Linked DNA regions of Homo sapiens: region 2 is linked to region 1. Evidence: chromatin loops called from intact Hi-C (ENCODE). Cell type or tissue: ovary. All regions are shown on one strand.

Region 1 (8,000 bases):
CATTTTAAATTAAGTAACTTAGTCTCAGCTACTAGGAAGGCTGGGGCAGGAGGACGGCTGGAGGCCAGGGGTTCAAGGCTGCAGTGAGCTATTACACACCTGTAAATGGCCACTGCACTCCACCTGGGCAGCACAGCAAGACCCTGTCTCTAAAAACATTTCGTAATAAAACAACTTACAACTTCATAAAATGAATATTCTAGCTGGATGATAAAAGGCTGTAATTGTCTTAAACACATAAGAGAAGCACAGTCTGACCCAGGGATAGGCAGCGAGCGGCAAGAAGAGCAAATAAACCTAAGAGAGAGTTCGAAGGAGTCATCAGACTTCATGAGGGAGAGGAAAGTCAAAAGAGTTAAGAATTTCTTATCAGTTGGTAATGAGTTACAAATATCGAGGACTGCATCAATCACTGAGTTCAGAAAATAGAAGGAGAAACAGGCCAGGCGCGGTGGCTCACATCTGTAATCCCAGCACTCTGGGAGGCTGTGGGTGGGAGGATCACTTGAGGCCAGGATTTCAAGACCAGCCTGGGCAACACAGCAAGACTGCCATGTCTACAAAAAATTTTAAAAATTAGTCGAGTGTGGTGGCACGTGCCTGTAGTCCCAGCTACTCAGGAGACAGAGATGGCAGGATCGGTTGAGCCGAGGAGTTCAAGGCTGCAGTGGACTATGATCCTGCAATTGTACTCCAGCCTGGGTGACAGAGTGAGATCGTGTCTCTAAAAGAAATACCAATAAATGTGCAAAATAAATAAAAATAAATTTTTAAAAAGGAAGTAAAAAAGTTTAGGTGAAGGGAAATGAAGAGTTCAATCTGGGACATGTTGAATTTCCAACATGCTTGTTCTTGCTGGTTATGCCATGAAAACCCTGACCATCTCTCAGGGCTATGCCGCAGTGAGCAGCCTCGAGAGATGACATAATGTCTCCCTCCAGGCCAAAGAGCAGGCTTGCTTCCTGCTTGCTATAAAAGCAGTAGATATCCCCTGTTCTGTTCCCTGAAATTCTCTGTTCTGAAAGCTCTGTTCCCTTTCTGTGATGCCACCCATTTCCTGTGCAGGCATCCAGCTGGGCCCATCACCAGGAAAAGGTGAGGGCAGGAGTAACTGTCACCCACAAGCTGATGCTCATGTTGCCTGCTGTGCCAAGAGGAATGAAGTCCTTTGTCACTGACTCAGGAGTCTCAAGTCTTGTGCCAACATCCATGAGACAGTAACAAGCTAACTTGCTAGCTTACAAGTGGGGTAAAATCAAACCACAGACTTGATACTCATAAGAGTGCGAAGTGCAGGAGAAGGATCTGGCTGGAGACGTGGATCCGGTCATGAAGCCACAGGAGCAGAAGAGCTCCTCTACGTAGAATGTATTGGCTGGGAAAGAGAAGGAAGAGGTCTGAGGAGTACCCACATTCAAGGAACGATCCAAGAAAGAGGAACCCGCATGAGAGATGGAGCAGAGCAGCCAGAGAGGGAAGTGAACATCCAGGAGAGGGCCGGGGCGTGGAGGCTAAGGAGAAAAAAAATGGAAAGTCATCCTTGGCTTTCCGATGCTGCTGAGAGGTCGAGGGAGGTAAATTCTGAGAAACAGCCACTGGAGTTAGTAAAAAAGGAGATCAGCTATGATTTTGACAAGGGCACTCTCCGTTGAAGGTGGAGGAGAAATTAGATTGCAGTGGGTCAAGGAGGATCTAAGAAGTGAAAGGGAGAAGTCAGGCATGGTGACAGATGCCGGTAGTCCCAGCTACTCATGAGGCTGAGGCGTGAGGATCACTTGAGCCCAGAGGAAGTGGGGGCGAAGGTTGCAGTGAGCAGAGATCGTGATGTGAACAGACACTGACTTGGCACTCCAGCGTGGGCAACATACACAGACCCCCACATCAAAAAACAAACAAACAAAAACCCCAAAAAACAAACAGAAGTAAAGGGGAGGGAAGGGGTGTCTGGAGAGGAACATGGTGTTAAAGAGGATGTTTTTTCTTTTTTGATACTGAAGACCTGAATGATGTGAGCATATTTTAATGCTACTGGGAAAGAGCCCGTGCAAAGAAGGCTGATGCGGGCGTTGTTCACTGGGTGGGTGGGTTTCCTGAGAGGGTGGGAGGGCCTTGGCCAGGCACTTAGCGCTCAGTGTTCTTCCAGCCACCCCCATCCTAGGTCCTGCCGCCTGCAAGGTGCTACATGTGAGAGAATGGCAAGTTCTTCCCTATCATAGGAAATTTCCCTCTCCCTCTTTCACATCCCCTTGAGGAACCCATCACCATCCTCTTCTCTGCTGAGCGAATCTGCTATGGTCTCACCTGCCCGGGTAGACCCCAGAAAACAAAGCCCACGTGATTGACATCTTGCAGGCATTAAGCAACTTCTTTCTCTCTAGTCTCGAATCACAAAGGCCTGATGATATAAGAAAAAAAGGCAAAGATTCTTTTGCTGATGAGGCCACAGTGGCCTGAAGAACAATACCACGGCTTCCTCAAGAACTCTCCCTGTACACCTACAAACTGCTCCACTAGCCCACCTATATCTCACCTATGTTCTTCTCTTTTCCTCTACTGCACTGGATGAGGTTCCTTCCTCTTATGGAAAGCTAATCTCTCCATTGAGCTCTGGGGCCCTGGAAGCTGTGCTAAGGCTCCCTGTGGCTGAGCCTGGTGCAGACGACACGGATGCTGTCCCTGTCTCAGGCCTAGACAGCTCATGAGCACAATGCTTTTCCTCTCTCCAGTTTCCCCCAGAGACTGCACTAAGCCTTGGAGTCCCAGAACAGCAAGTCTTCTCTGAGTATCATTGATGGGTTCTTGGAAACTACAACCGTAAGCAAAAGGACATATAACAAAACCATTTTTTTTTCTCATCAACTTTGTAACAACATTATTCAAAGACTTGCTGTACATCATTTCATTTAAAGTCGCAGTTTCCAACAACTGATTGAAAGGTTAAGAGAAGACTTACTGTACAATATAAGAGCCAAAAAGAAGCCACGAAAACTACTAACTTTTTATTGGTCTTGACAAGTAGGGGCACAAGATTTAATCAGACTTAGAAAAGTAATGTGACTTATCTGTTATCTCAAGTTTTATCATACAATTCATATCTGTATCCCTAGTTTGTCTTTGGAAATGGGATGATGAAGAAACTCACATAAAAAGACTTCTCTGTCCTCTGTGTAGTACAAGGCAAGGTCCTCTGCTGAGAGTGAATGGCACGGAAGAAAAGAGACAGTCTGAGCTGTGGCTGCGCTCCCTCCAGCACTTACCGTCACCACAACTTGCCACCAGGTGTGTATCTCTCAAGATGGCAAGCCTCCTTCTCACTCTCACATTCTAAAACCTGCACTTCTCCAGAGCTGCTGGGTATTTCTGGGTGCTCCCCAGAGGCCCCCTCTATTCTTCTCCACCTGCCCAGCTTCTCCAGCCGACTGACCTCTGCTTCTGTGCCAGGCTCCCTTGCCTCAGGCTCCCTGCTGTGCGCAGTCAACACAAGGCATGGCATGCATCTTCTACTGCTGTGTAACAAGCTGCCCGCCACAGAGTGATGGAATCAACCACGGCTTATTCTTTTCCGCCATCCTGCGGGTTGGCTGCGTGGTTCCTCCGCTAGCTTGGCCTAGGCTCACTCACGCAGCTGTGCTTGGCAGTTAATCTACACACGGCTGCTCAGTCCTCTACACTCAGCCACTCAAAATGGCCACTGTCACCACCCTGAACTCTGGGCCCTTCACCCTCCATCCTGCCTGCTGTTAGTCCATAATCCTGAACATCTCAATTTTCACTTTCTTTGTTCCTGCAAAGCACTGCTGCAATAAATAATAAAATAAAAAAGCGTGGCCTATGACAAATTCACCCCCATCCAACATCAAATCTGTCCTGGGTGTTGCCTAACAATCCGCTCAGTCGTCTGTTGACTTCCTGGCAAACTCCCTCAAAACAGCTATTCTGCAGCATCTCTTGCCTCAAGCTCCAAAGTACTCCCTCCCTTCATCTCAGAAAACGTCCTTATCACCCACTTCCCTCCCTTCATCTCAGAAAACGTCCTTATCACCCACTGCACTCAACAGATGTGAACTGCACGATCACTGGGTGCTATTATTAATCCTCACGTCACCTTTACAGTCGCTGACTTTGTACCACTTTAGAGGAATGTCCTATAGCTCTTGCCTCGTGCTCGTAGCCTTGGAGAAATAAAAAGTGCTCCTCCTCAAAGAAGCAAATCTCCCTCTTAGTTTTTCGTTTCCACACTCAGCTCTTGTTCTTCACACAATTACCTCTCCCTCTCAGCATCTTCATTATTTTCTTTATTAGCTGTTTCCTCTTTTGCCTTAAAATATTCAGGTATCTTCCTTATCTTGAAAAAACTTGATAGGTGCTTCGCCACTCTATTCTATTTCCCGGCTTCCTTTCACTAATCACAACACTTCTTCTAAATGGCTTATCTTGTAACCGCCAGCTTCATTTCGCAACATCCACCCCATGCCTCACCGCGCTGCAGAATCCTGCCATCGGTAGCTCTCCACTGCTCAGCCAATCAGCCAGTGTCTCCCTCCCACTCCCTCCCTTCCCTCCTCATCTCCACTTCCCTTTCTCCAATAACCTCCTTACTGTCCCCTACCCCCAAGCTTCTGGCTGCAAAATAATATCGATGGTTTTGTCTTCCTTTTGGGTGGGGGGGATTGAGGAGATGGGGTCTGCTCTGTTACCCAGGCTGGAGAAGTGGCACGATCACACTCACTACATACTCAAACTCCTGGGCTCAAGCGATTCTCCTGCTTCAGCCTTCCGAGCAACTGAGACTACAAGTACACACCATCATGCCCAGCTGATTTTTTTTTTTTCTTAATAGAGACAGAGTCTTGCTATGTTGCCCAGGCTGGTCTTGAACTCCTGGGATCAAGCAATCCTCCTACCTCAGCCTCCCAAAGTAGTGGGATTACAGGCATGAGCCTGGCCAGGTTGCTACAGTTTAAAGTATTACAGAAGGTGGCCTGGACAACATGGCAAGTCCCCATCTCTACCAAAAATTTTTTAAAAATTATTGGGGTATGGTGGCGCATGCCTGTAGTCCCAGCTACTTGGGGGAGGATTGCTTGAGCCCAGGAGGTTGAGGCTGCAGTGAACCGAGATCGTGGCACTGCACTCCAGCCTAGGCAACAGAGTGAAACCCTGTCTCAAAGTAAAAAAATAAAATATTTCAGAAGGCTAAGAGAATAAGCAGAATCTTAGATCTGGACAAAAAGAAGAGGACTGACCTCAATAAGAGCACTTGCAGAGGAGAAAAAGAGGAAGAAAAAACTCCAAAAAAGAGCCAGCAAAAAGAAAATTGAGATCACAAGTATAGAGTACACCGTGGAGGAATATGGCTATTAAAGAGAATGATGCACATCCTACCCAATAGCTGAGAGTTCCACAGCACTTACTGTGTGCCAGGGACTGTCCTGACACAGTAATCCCTACATTAACTCACTGAACCCTCACAACAACTAGGAGGTAGGTACTATTATTGTCCCCACTTTACAGATAGAAAACTAAAGCTCAAAGACATTAAATAACTTGTCAGGGATCACGTAGAGTTAATATTCAAGCAGTGACCCCCTCAGCACTAGGGAAATATAGGAGAGAGCTGGGGAGAAGTCTGACAAGAAGGATGAGTAGAAAACGGGGATGAGGGCTGGGCGCGGTGGGTCACGCCTGTTATCCCAGGAGTTTGGGAAGCCAAGGTGGGCAGATCACCTGAGGTCAGGAGTTCGAGACCAGCCTGGCCAGCATGGTGAAACCCCATCTCTACTAACAAGAGCGAAAATCCGTCTAATAAAAAAAGGGAAAAGAAAAAAGAAAAAAAAGACAACGGGGATAAGAACAAAAGAAAGTCACTCCCAATGGGAGAAAAGTAGATTAAGTAGCTTTCTGGCTCAAGAATGAACATCTTCTCTAGGTCTTCCAGGAGGAACAGTCCTCACATCCCTCTCCCCTTATACCAGGATCATGATCTGCATGGATGTGATGGCCTCTAGCCATCAGGTTCGTCTTCGCAGAATCCAGTTCTACAGTGACTTATTACGCGTGCCAGACTCTGGTGTAAGGTGCTTTAAATATTCTTCCTCACTTCTTCCTCATGACAGCTTTGTGTGAAAGGTACTATTTTACAGATGAGGAAAAGTGAACCACAGAAAGGTTAAGACATTTTCCCAAGATCACACCGGTAGCAAATGGTGGAAACGGGATTCACACACACAGCCTAGCTCTCATGCTACCTGCCACTGCGACTGCTGCCTCTCACAAATCTCAGTCAAGCACTTGGACTTAAAGGAGAACTTCTGAACTATACCACAGTGCTTCCAAAGAAAGCTGTGGATATTCCACCCCACGGGAGCTTTGACCGTAGATCCAGGGCCGCAAATTGTTGACCCAAGTGACAAATTTGGCCATCGGGTATTTTTGTTGTTGTTGTTGTTGATGATTTTTTCTTATTACAGTTTTTTTTTAGTCTAGGATTGGCGTGTTTATTTGTTTAGGTGGGGCATACATACATGTCATGAGTACAGTATGAACTCTGTCAGATTCTCACTTTTATATCACAGGCTGGCCCCCATAAGAATTTCGGTCTATCACTCCCAGAAAATATCAGTTTTGTACTGTTTAGAAATGCACCTGCAAGAAGCAGAGGAATGAGCCAAATGACACCTTAACCCAAGTGATCTGACTCTAAGGTTATTTTTAAGAGCACACACAGACACTGTGGCTTATGTAAGAGAATGTTCTTGTCTTAGAAGACCTACACTGAGGCTGGGCACGGTGGCTCATGCCTGTAATCCCAGCACTCTGGGAGGCCGAGGTGGGTGGATCACTTGAGGCCAGGAGTTGGAGACCAGCCTGGCCCACATGGCAAAACTTTGTCTCTACTAGAAATACAAAAATTAGCCAGCTGTAGTGGTACACACCTGTAAGTCCAGCTACTCGAGAGGCTGAGGCATGAGAATCACTTGAACCTGGGAGGTGGAGGTTGCGTGAGTCGAGATCGAGCTACTGCACTCCCATCTGGGTGATGGAGTGGGACTCTGTCTCAAAAAAAAAAAAAAAAAGAAAAGAAAAAGAAAGAAAGGAAGACCCCAGCGGTGCACACCTATAGTCCCAGCTACTTGGGAAACTGGGGTGGGAGGACCACTTGAGCCCAGGAGTTCATGTCCATTTCCCACCTGGACAATATAGCAAGACACCTTTCTCCAAAAAGAAAGAAAGAAAGAAAGAAGATCCACAGTGAAGCATTTCAGGGAAAGGTTACAATGTTTACAGTTTACTCTCAAATAGTCTAGCAAAATGGTGATGATGAAAATAACAATAATAATAAAATGTATAAATAGGTATGTGTGTTTGTGCATATATAGAGAGAAACGGGGGAGAGAGGGAGAAGGAGAAAGAGGAGGCAAAAACAAATGTGGCAGATCATGAGGGATTGGCGAATCTAAGTAAAAGTGTGCAGGAGTTCAGGGCAACACTCTTACCGTTTAGAAGTTTGAAATTTTTTAAATAAAAAGATTTTATTTAAAAAAAAAACAAGATAAGCACATTTCACTCTCATCCATCAAAACCACAGTAATAACAAAGGATAACAGAAACCCTGCCTCATATACATAAACTACTTATACAACAATTTACTCTGGTGTTATACTATCTGTATCACTTTGGCTTCAGAAGCTGGTTATGAAGGATGTCTTAATCCTCAGTTTCATAACAAAATATATTAGTTACAACATTTTCACTCAGTACTTCAGAAACTTGGAGACCCTGGATAGACCTAAAATATTGTTTCCTGAAGTAAAAGTTGAGATGAGGCTGTGTATCAGCCTACCATTCCTTGCAGGTAAAAGAAAGGCACAGTGGACCCTTCAACAACATGGTGTGAACAACACAAGCCCACTTAGATGTGGATTTTCTCCTGCCTCTGCCACTCGAAACAAGACCAACCCCTCTTCCTCCTCCTCCTCCTCCTCAGCCTCCTCCATGTG
Region 2 (8,000 bases), 270 kb after region 1:
GGGCCTCCATTTTCCATTAAAGTCCAGGAGTAAAACCATATACGGTTGCATAAATTAAAAGTCACTCTTGAATTCAGTGCTAATAAAACTTTCTGCAATGATGGAAATATTCTGTAGCTGCATCGTCTAATATGGTGGTCACCAGCCATATGTGGCTACTGAGCACTTGAAATGTGAAGTGCTCATTTCATTCTGAAAGAACTGAATTTTAAATTTTATTTCTTTTTTTTTTGGTGGGCGGGGAGCGGTTTGAGACAGAGCCTCGCTCTGTCACCCAGGCTGGAGTGCAGTGGTGCAATCTCGGCTCACTGCAACCTCTGCCTGCCGGGTTCAAGCGATTCTCCTGCCTCAGCTTCCCGAGTAGCTGGGATTATAGGTGCCTGCCACCATGCCCGGCTAATCTTAGTATTTTTAGTAGAGACGGGGTTTCACCATGCTGGCCAGGCTGGTCTCGAACTCCCGACCTCAGGCACTTCACCCACCTCGGCCTCCCAAAGTGCTGGGATTACAGGCGTGAGCCACCGCGCCCAGCCTCTAATTTTATTTCATTTAAACTTCATTTATTTAGAGACAGGGCCTGCTGTGTCGCCCAGGCTGGAGTGCAGTGGCATGATCACAGCTCACTGCAGCCTCAGTCTCCCGGGCTCAAGTGATCCTCTCACCTCAGCCCCTGGAGTAGCTGGGACCACAGGTGTGCACCACCACACTCACCTAATTAAAAAAAAATTTTTTTTGTGGAGATAGGGGTCTCACTATGTTGCATAGGCTGGTCTTGAACTCCTGAGCTCAAGCAATCCTCCTGCCTAGGCCTCCCAAAGTGCTGGGATTACAGGTGTGAGCTGCCACCTCAGCCATTTAATTTTTTTTTTTTTTGAGACGGAGTCTTGCTCTGTTGCCCAGGCTGGAATTTAGTGGCGTGATCGATCTCAGGTCACTGCAACCTCTATCTCCCGGGTTCAAGCAATTCTGCTGCCTCAGCCTCCCGAGTAGCTGGGACTACAGGTATGCACCACCATGTCCGGCTAATTTTTGTATTTTTACCAGAAGTGGGGCTTCGCCATGTTGCCCAGGCTTGTCTTTAACTCCTAAACTCAAGTGACCCTCCTGCCTCAGGCCCCCAAAGTGTTGGGATTACAGGTGTGAGCCGCCGTGCCTGGCCCCCAGACATTTAAATTTAAGGAGTCCCATATTGGCTGGGCACGGTGGCTCATGCCTATAATCCCAGAACTTTGGAAGGCTGAGGCAGGAGGATCACTTGAGTTCAGGAGTTCAAGACAAGCCTGGGCAATGTGGTGAAACCCCGTCTCTACCAAAAATACAAAAACAGCCCGGTGTGGTGGCCTGAGTCTGTGGTCCCAGCTACTCAGGAGGCTGGGGTGGAAGAATCGCTTGAGCCTGGTAGGTGGGGGTTGCAGTGAGCTGAGATGGCACCACTGTACTTCATCCTGGGTGACAGAGTGAGACTCCAGAATCACATATGGCTAGTGGCTATGGTATCAGACAGTACAGCTCTATATAGAAAACATAGAGACACCAGAGGTCTCCCATGTCAAAGACATGTCTACTCTTGGGACAGTGTTGCAATAAAAAAGGTATCATCTTAAAAAGTTTGAGAGATCTAAATAAATTTAAGCCTTTTTTTTTTTTTTGCTAATGAGGTGAAAGAGTATCAATTCCCTTAAAAAATTTAACCACCAGGCAAAGGTCTTTTTGCAAAGAAAAATTTGGAGTGTTTTAAAAATAAGAGTTTTTTTTTCTAAAAATTGTATCCTATTAAATAAAAATTTAACTACAAAAATAAAAAGGTTTTGGGGATTGTGGAAATAATATATTCAGAGGGATTATAGTTATAAATGACATAAGAATTTGGATTGATCTGAATACTCTCTTTCTTGCTAAATCAAGCCTTCTTTCATCTGTCAGGGTTTTCCTGAGAAATGAAGCAGTAAAACTCTGCAGCAATAACTTGGATATATGTTAGTTGGGCTATACCAGTGGTTCTCGGCCTTAGTGGTACATTGGAATCATCTGGGCTATACCAGTGGTTCTCGGCCTTAGTGGTACATTAGAATAATCCGGGCTATTCCAGTGGTTCTCGGCCTTAGTGGTACATTGGAATCATCTGGGCATCTTTACTAAAACACTGGTGCCTGGGCCCCATCCCCAGAAATTCTCATTGAATTCTATCCATGCTGAGCCCAGACCAAACTTCCTAGGTGACTTTACTCACTAATTACTGAGCTAACTCATCACCACCAGGTGATTCTAATATCCAGCCAGGGCTGACAGCCACAGGCCCGGCTAGTTTTTGTATTTTTTGTAGAGAGGGGGTTTTTCATGTTGCCCAGGTTAGTCTCAAACTCCTGAGCTCAAGCGATCCTCCCACCTTGCCCTCCCAAAGTGCTGGGATTCCAGGCATGAGCCACAGCACCCGGCCTCTGTTTTTCTTTTGTAAATTACCCAGTCTGTGGTATTCTGTCACCGCAACAGAAAGCAAACTAAGACAGGTGGTTGATGATGCAGAAGAGCATCTACTTTTTCTAGCTTCAGGAAAAGAGAGCGTACGTCCCTCCTTCTCATCTTTAAGATTCTTTCACCAGGCATCAGAAGAGCAGGGCCTGCAGTTTTCAGGGGTGAGTGCTTGAATCCCATCAACAAGCACTGAGGAGGGGGATGGAAGCAAGCTGAGAAGCGGAAGACTTCAAATATATATATATATTTAAAGGGCAGAGAGGAGTATTAACAAGTGGAGTATGGGGCCTGCAATATTTTGCATTTGCAGTGTAGACCTGTTAGTTCACAGCTGTCTGGTCAGCTGCCCCATTTATCCATGGAGTTTGAGGCTTCCATGCTGTTTCCATCACAGACTTCTCACCCAGAAAGCTGCAGGGACTCTATGACTAGACACACCAGGATACACCAGTCTTTTTTTTTTTTTTGAGACAGAGTCTCGCTCTGTCATCCAGGCTGGAGTGCAGTGGCATGATCTTGGCTCACTGCAACCTCCACCTCCTGGGTTCCAGCGATTCTCCTGCCTCAGCCTCCCAAGTAGCTGGGATTACAGGCATGCGCCACCATGCTCGGCTAATTTTTGTATTTTTAGTAGAGACGGCTGGCCTGGCTGGTCTTGAACTCCTGACCTCAGGCGATCTGCCCGCCTCAGCCTCCCAAAGTGCTGGGATTACAGGCCTGAGCCACCACACCCAGCCTAGGGTATGCCACTCTTTAAGGATCTGTCCTGATGAGCTGTCACAGCTTCTTTGGATAAGCCTGCTTCTGTGGCTTCAACCTCTTATGATCAGACAAGACTTCCGTAGGTTGACTTGGCCACTGCCTGTTGTAGCTCAAGCACATTTCTTCCCGTCAGCTTCTATGGAGACAGCGAGCAACCATTTGGGTCCTTGCAATCATAAACAAGCTGTTTTTAAATCATCAGTGAATGAAGGGGGACATCACACACCGGGGCCTGTTGTGGGGTGGGGGGAGGGGGGAGGGATAGCATTAGGAGATATACCTAATGTAAATGACGAGTTAATGGGTGCAGCACAACAACATGGCACATGTATACATATGTAACAAACCTGCACGTTGTGCACATGTACCCTAGAACTTCAAGTATAATAATAAAACAATACTAGGCAATAATTAAAAGTTTCCAACGATTGATATAGCCACGAATGTGGAGGAATTTAAAATCTTTTTCTCAATGAAAGAAGACTTACACAGCTAGATGAATCTCTAAATGGGCAAAACTAATTTATGTTCAAAGAAATCTGAACCTTGATCATCTGAGGGGTTGTGGTGTATAAGATTTGACTGTAAGGGGGCCCCAGTGAACTTAATGGTATATTGGAAACACTCATTTTTTTTTAGAAATATGAGTTTCAGCCATGTACATATTTTTCAAAACACGTCAAACTGTAACATTTAAGATCTCTGCGTTTAATCTAAACATATCTCAATTTCAAAAATGAAAAAAAAAAAAGAAAAGGAGAAGCCTAAAAATTAAACTCCAGGACAACCAATAAGTTATAGAAGAGGAGAAATGTGATCATTGTTCTCGACACTGCTTTGTTGTGAATAATACTAACAAAGGTAAAATAATGAAAATACAAAATATCAACTTAAAAAAAATTATCAGTGAAATTCTTCCCAAGTCAAGAGCCAAGAACCTACAGCTGCTGTAACTTTTTTCTTTTTTTCCTTTTTTGAAGAGATGAGGTCTTACTCTGTCATCCAGCCTGGAGTGCACTGGGGTGATTATAGCTCACTGCAGCCTCAAACTCCTGAACTCAAGCCATTTTCCTGCCTCAGCTTCTCCGGTGGCTGGGACTACAGGCATGTGTCACCCTCTCCAGCTAATTTTTAATCGATTTTCAGAGTTGGGGGATAGTTATGTGGTCCAGGCTGGTCTCAAACTCCTGGGCCGAAGCGATCCTCCAACGTCGGCCTTAGGAGCAGCTGGGATTACAGGTGTGAGCCCCCACACCCACCTTCCTATAACTTTTCTTACTACTAATAAAAATAATCTCCATTCTCCAAGTGCCTGCTCTGTGTCAGCCACTGTACTAAGTACTTTACACACACTGTTTCATTTCACCCTTCAGTAGTCCTATGAAGTAGGTAGCATTATTCTCATTTTACTGGTTAAGAAACTGAGGTTTAGGCCAGGCACGGCGGCTCACACCTGTAATCCCAGCACTTTGGAAGGCTGAGGCGGGTGGATCACTTGAGGTCAGGAGTTTGAGACCAGCCCCGCCAACAAGGTGAAACCACATCTCTACTAAAAATACAAAAATTAGCCGGGTGTGGTGGCACACGCCTGTAATCCCAGCTACTTGAAAGGCTGAGGCAGGAGAATAGCTTGAACCCGGGAGGTGGAGGTTGCAGTGAGCCAAGATCACTCCACCGTGCTCCAGCCTGGACAACAGAGTGGGCTAGGTCTCAAAAAAAAAAAAAAAAAAAAAAACCAAACTGAGGTTTAGAGAGATGAAATGTTTTTCCCAGCATGAAAATCCGAAGTGTCAGAGGCTGAGGTCAGCCCGGGCCCTGCTGGCTCTCTCGTTACGCTCTTCACGGCCTTGCTGTTTCTGCGGTGGCTTGAAGGAGGGGAAGTCAGAGAGGGGCCAGGCTGCAGTCGTTTCTCTGCGGTACATGAGGGTGAGGGCTCTGAAAACCATCCTCATGGGTGACTACTAAGATAGTCAGGCTGTGGGATCATCCCACTTGCTTCAGCCTAGACCTTCCTGTCCACGAAACTGCACACATTTGTGAGCACTCGCCACGTGGCTGCCGTGAACGCCCGTGGACATCGGGACATGGCAGTGACCCAAACAGAAAAAACCCCCACTCCCAATGGCATTTTAGAGGGGGGACAGACAATTAACAAGGTTAGTAAGTACAGCATATGTTATTTACTTGTTTATTTATTTAGAGGCAAAATCTTGCTCTGTTGCCCAGGCTGGAGTGCAATGGCATGATCTCGGCTCACTGCAACCTCCACCTCCCAGGTTCAAGTGATTCTCTTGCCTCAGCCTCCCAAATAGTTGGGATTACAGGCACCTGCCACCATGCCTGGCTAATTTTTGTATTTTTAGTAGAGACGGGATTTCACCATGTTGGCTAGGCCGGTCTTGAACTCCTGACCTGAAGTGATCTGTGTCTTGGCCTCCCAAAGTGCTAGGATTACAAGTGTGAGCCATTGCACCCAGCCACATATAGTATGTTTGATGGCAGTAGTGCTAAGGAGAAAAAAATAGCAGGCAGGGTGAGTAGGAAAAGCTGGAGAAGGGTGAGCCTTTTTAGAGCAGCCTGTCTGGGGTCAGAGCAGCCCAGGCAGACAGAGTGGAAAGGACCAGCCCTAAAGCCTGGCGTGTGCTCAAGGGGGTCAGTGTGGCTGCAGCACAGGGGATGGGGGTCAGCAGGGAAGAGCGCGGAGAGATAAGAGGCAGAGTCAGCTAGGGGCTGCAGGCCCACGCTAAGGTCTACAGCTTTTCTCTAACTGAAAATGCATTTAGAGAAGGCTTTTAAGGAGGGGAGTGACAGAATTGAATCAGATCTTTCTGAAAACTGCTGAGAGTAGGTTGCAACGGGGTGAAGACAGAGCCGTGGGGCCTGTTAGGACACTACTGAAGTAACCCAGGTGAGGAATGATGGTGGCAGTGGGGGAGATGGAAAGGAATTGGGTTTGGATGTATTTTGAAGGTATTGCCAACAAGACTTCCTAATGAGCTGGCTGTGTGGGGTGAGAGAATGCAAACTGAGGAATGTCTTTGGTCTGAGCAACTAGAAGAATAAAGTTGCCTTGAACTGAAATGGGGAGACTGCCAAAAGGCTGGCTGAGTGGAGAACTGGGAGCTCTGTGAGGCTGGAGATGCCCATCGTCTAATGGCAGTGGGTAGGTGGGTGTGGAGCTCAGGGGAAAGGGTCTTCCTGATGATAAAAATTAGAGAATCAGGCTGGGAGCAGTGGCTCATGCCTGTAATCCCAGCACTTTGGGAGGTCGAGGCAGGCAAATCACTTGAGGTCAGGAGTTCGAGACCAGCCTGGCCAACATGGTGAAACCCCATCTCTACAAAAATACAAAAATTAGCCGGGCATGGTGGCAGGTGCCTGTAATCCCAGCTACTTGGGCCACTTGGCAGGCTGAGGCAGGAGAATCACTTGAACCTGGGAGGCGGAGGTTGCAGTGAGCTGAGATCATGCCACTGCACTCCAGCTTGGGCGACAGAGTGAGACTCCATCTCCAAAAAAAATTAGAGAATCATCGTTATATCCATCATATCCATCTACACCTATCAGATATGCAGTATTTAAAGCCATAAGACAAGCTGAGATTTCCTCAGCATTGAGTATAGGTATGCAAGAGAACGTCCGAGGATTGAGCCCTGGAGCACACTGACAGTTAGAGGTCAAGGATAGGAAAAAGACAAACAAGGCCGGGCGCGGCGGCTCATGCCTGTAATCCCAGCACTTTAGTCAAGGATAGGAGGATAGGAAAAAAACCAACAAGGCCAGGCGCGGCGGCTCACACTTGTAATCCCAGCACTTTAGTCAAGGATAGGAAAAAGAACCAACAAGGCCGGGCGCGGCAGCTCACGCCTGTAATCCTAGCACTTTAGGAGGCTGAGGTGGGGGGATGGCTTGAGGCCAGCTTGGGCAACATATCGAGACCTCATCTCTATTAAACATTTAAAAATTAGCCAGGTGTGGTGGTGGGCACCTGTGGTCCCAGCTACTCGGGAGGCCGAAGTGGGAGGATCACTTTAGCCTGGGAGGTCAAGGCTGCAGTGAGCTTTGATTGGGCCACTGCTCTCCATCCTGGGTGACAAGGCAAGATCTTGTCTCAAAACCACCACCACCACCACCAACAAAACCAACAAAAGTGCTTGAGAGACGGTGTCTAGAAAGGCAGGAGGAGAACCAGGAGTGGGCAGCATCCTGGAAACCGAGAGAAGAAGGCGGTTCAAGGAGGAGACAGCGTCAGTTGCATGTCATGTCACCAACGGGTCAAGCAAGAAGAGGGCCGACAGGTGACCATGGAATTCACCAGTGACCTGAACACTGATTTAGTGGCATGGTGGGGGCAAAAGTCCAGCTGTGGTGAATTCGAGTGAGGACCGGAGGAGAGAAATCAGAGGCAGAGAGAAGAAGAGTGTCCTCCATTCTTTCAAGGAGTTTTGTTGTGAAAGAAGGTAGAGAAGTGGAGTGGAAGCTGGAGGGGGAAGTGAAGTGAAGAGAGCTGTTTTTTCTTTTCTTCTTAAGATGGGAGAAATACAGTATGTTTATGAGCTGATGGGATTAATTCAATCGAGAAGGAAAATGCGGAGGTGCAGGAGAGAGAAGACAGAGCGGCAGGAGAGATGTCCGCGAGTGGGCCGCAGGGGCTGGGATCCCATCCCACGGAGGGGCAGGTGGGGGCAGGGCAGCTCACCCACGCCGCGGGGAGAAGGCTGAGTGCTCAGACACAGACACGGGGGGTGGGTGGGCGCGCTGGTGAG

Evidence for each region. Peaks named below come from ENCODE experiments on the same cell type or tissue, not always from the same donor. Only the 100,000 strongest peaks of a DNase experiment are listed, where the experiment ranks them.
Region 2: a loop joins it to region 1, with 2.6 times the contacts of the local background. A loop is called at or near these places in 14 of 110 quality-filtered maps.

Annotation. Positions count from the first base shown.
Region 1 is chr1:245,048,063-245,056,062 of GRCh38, reverse strand. All of the region lies in intron 3 of DRC8 (dynein regulatory complex subunit 8), which reads right to left. Among named protein-coding and RNA genes, the nearest start is that of EFCAB2-AS1, 81 kb to the right of the region's middle. RefSeq lists an enhancer at 3,487-3,988. In ovary, no CTCF peak of the experiment used is centred here; DNase peaks (open chromatin) are centred at 1,778 and 4,492.
Region 2 is chr1:244,780,533-244,788,532 of GRCh38, reverse strand. All of the region lies in intron 1 of LOC107985372 (a long non-coding RNA gene), which reads left to right. Among named protein-coding and RNA genes, the nearest start is that of COX20, 51 kb to the left of the region's middle. In ovary, no CTCF peak of the experiment used is centred here; no DNase peak of the experiment used is centred here.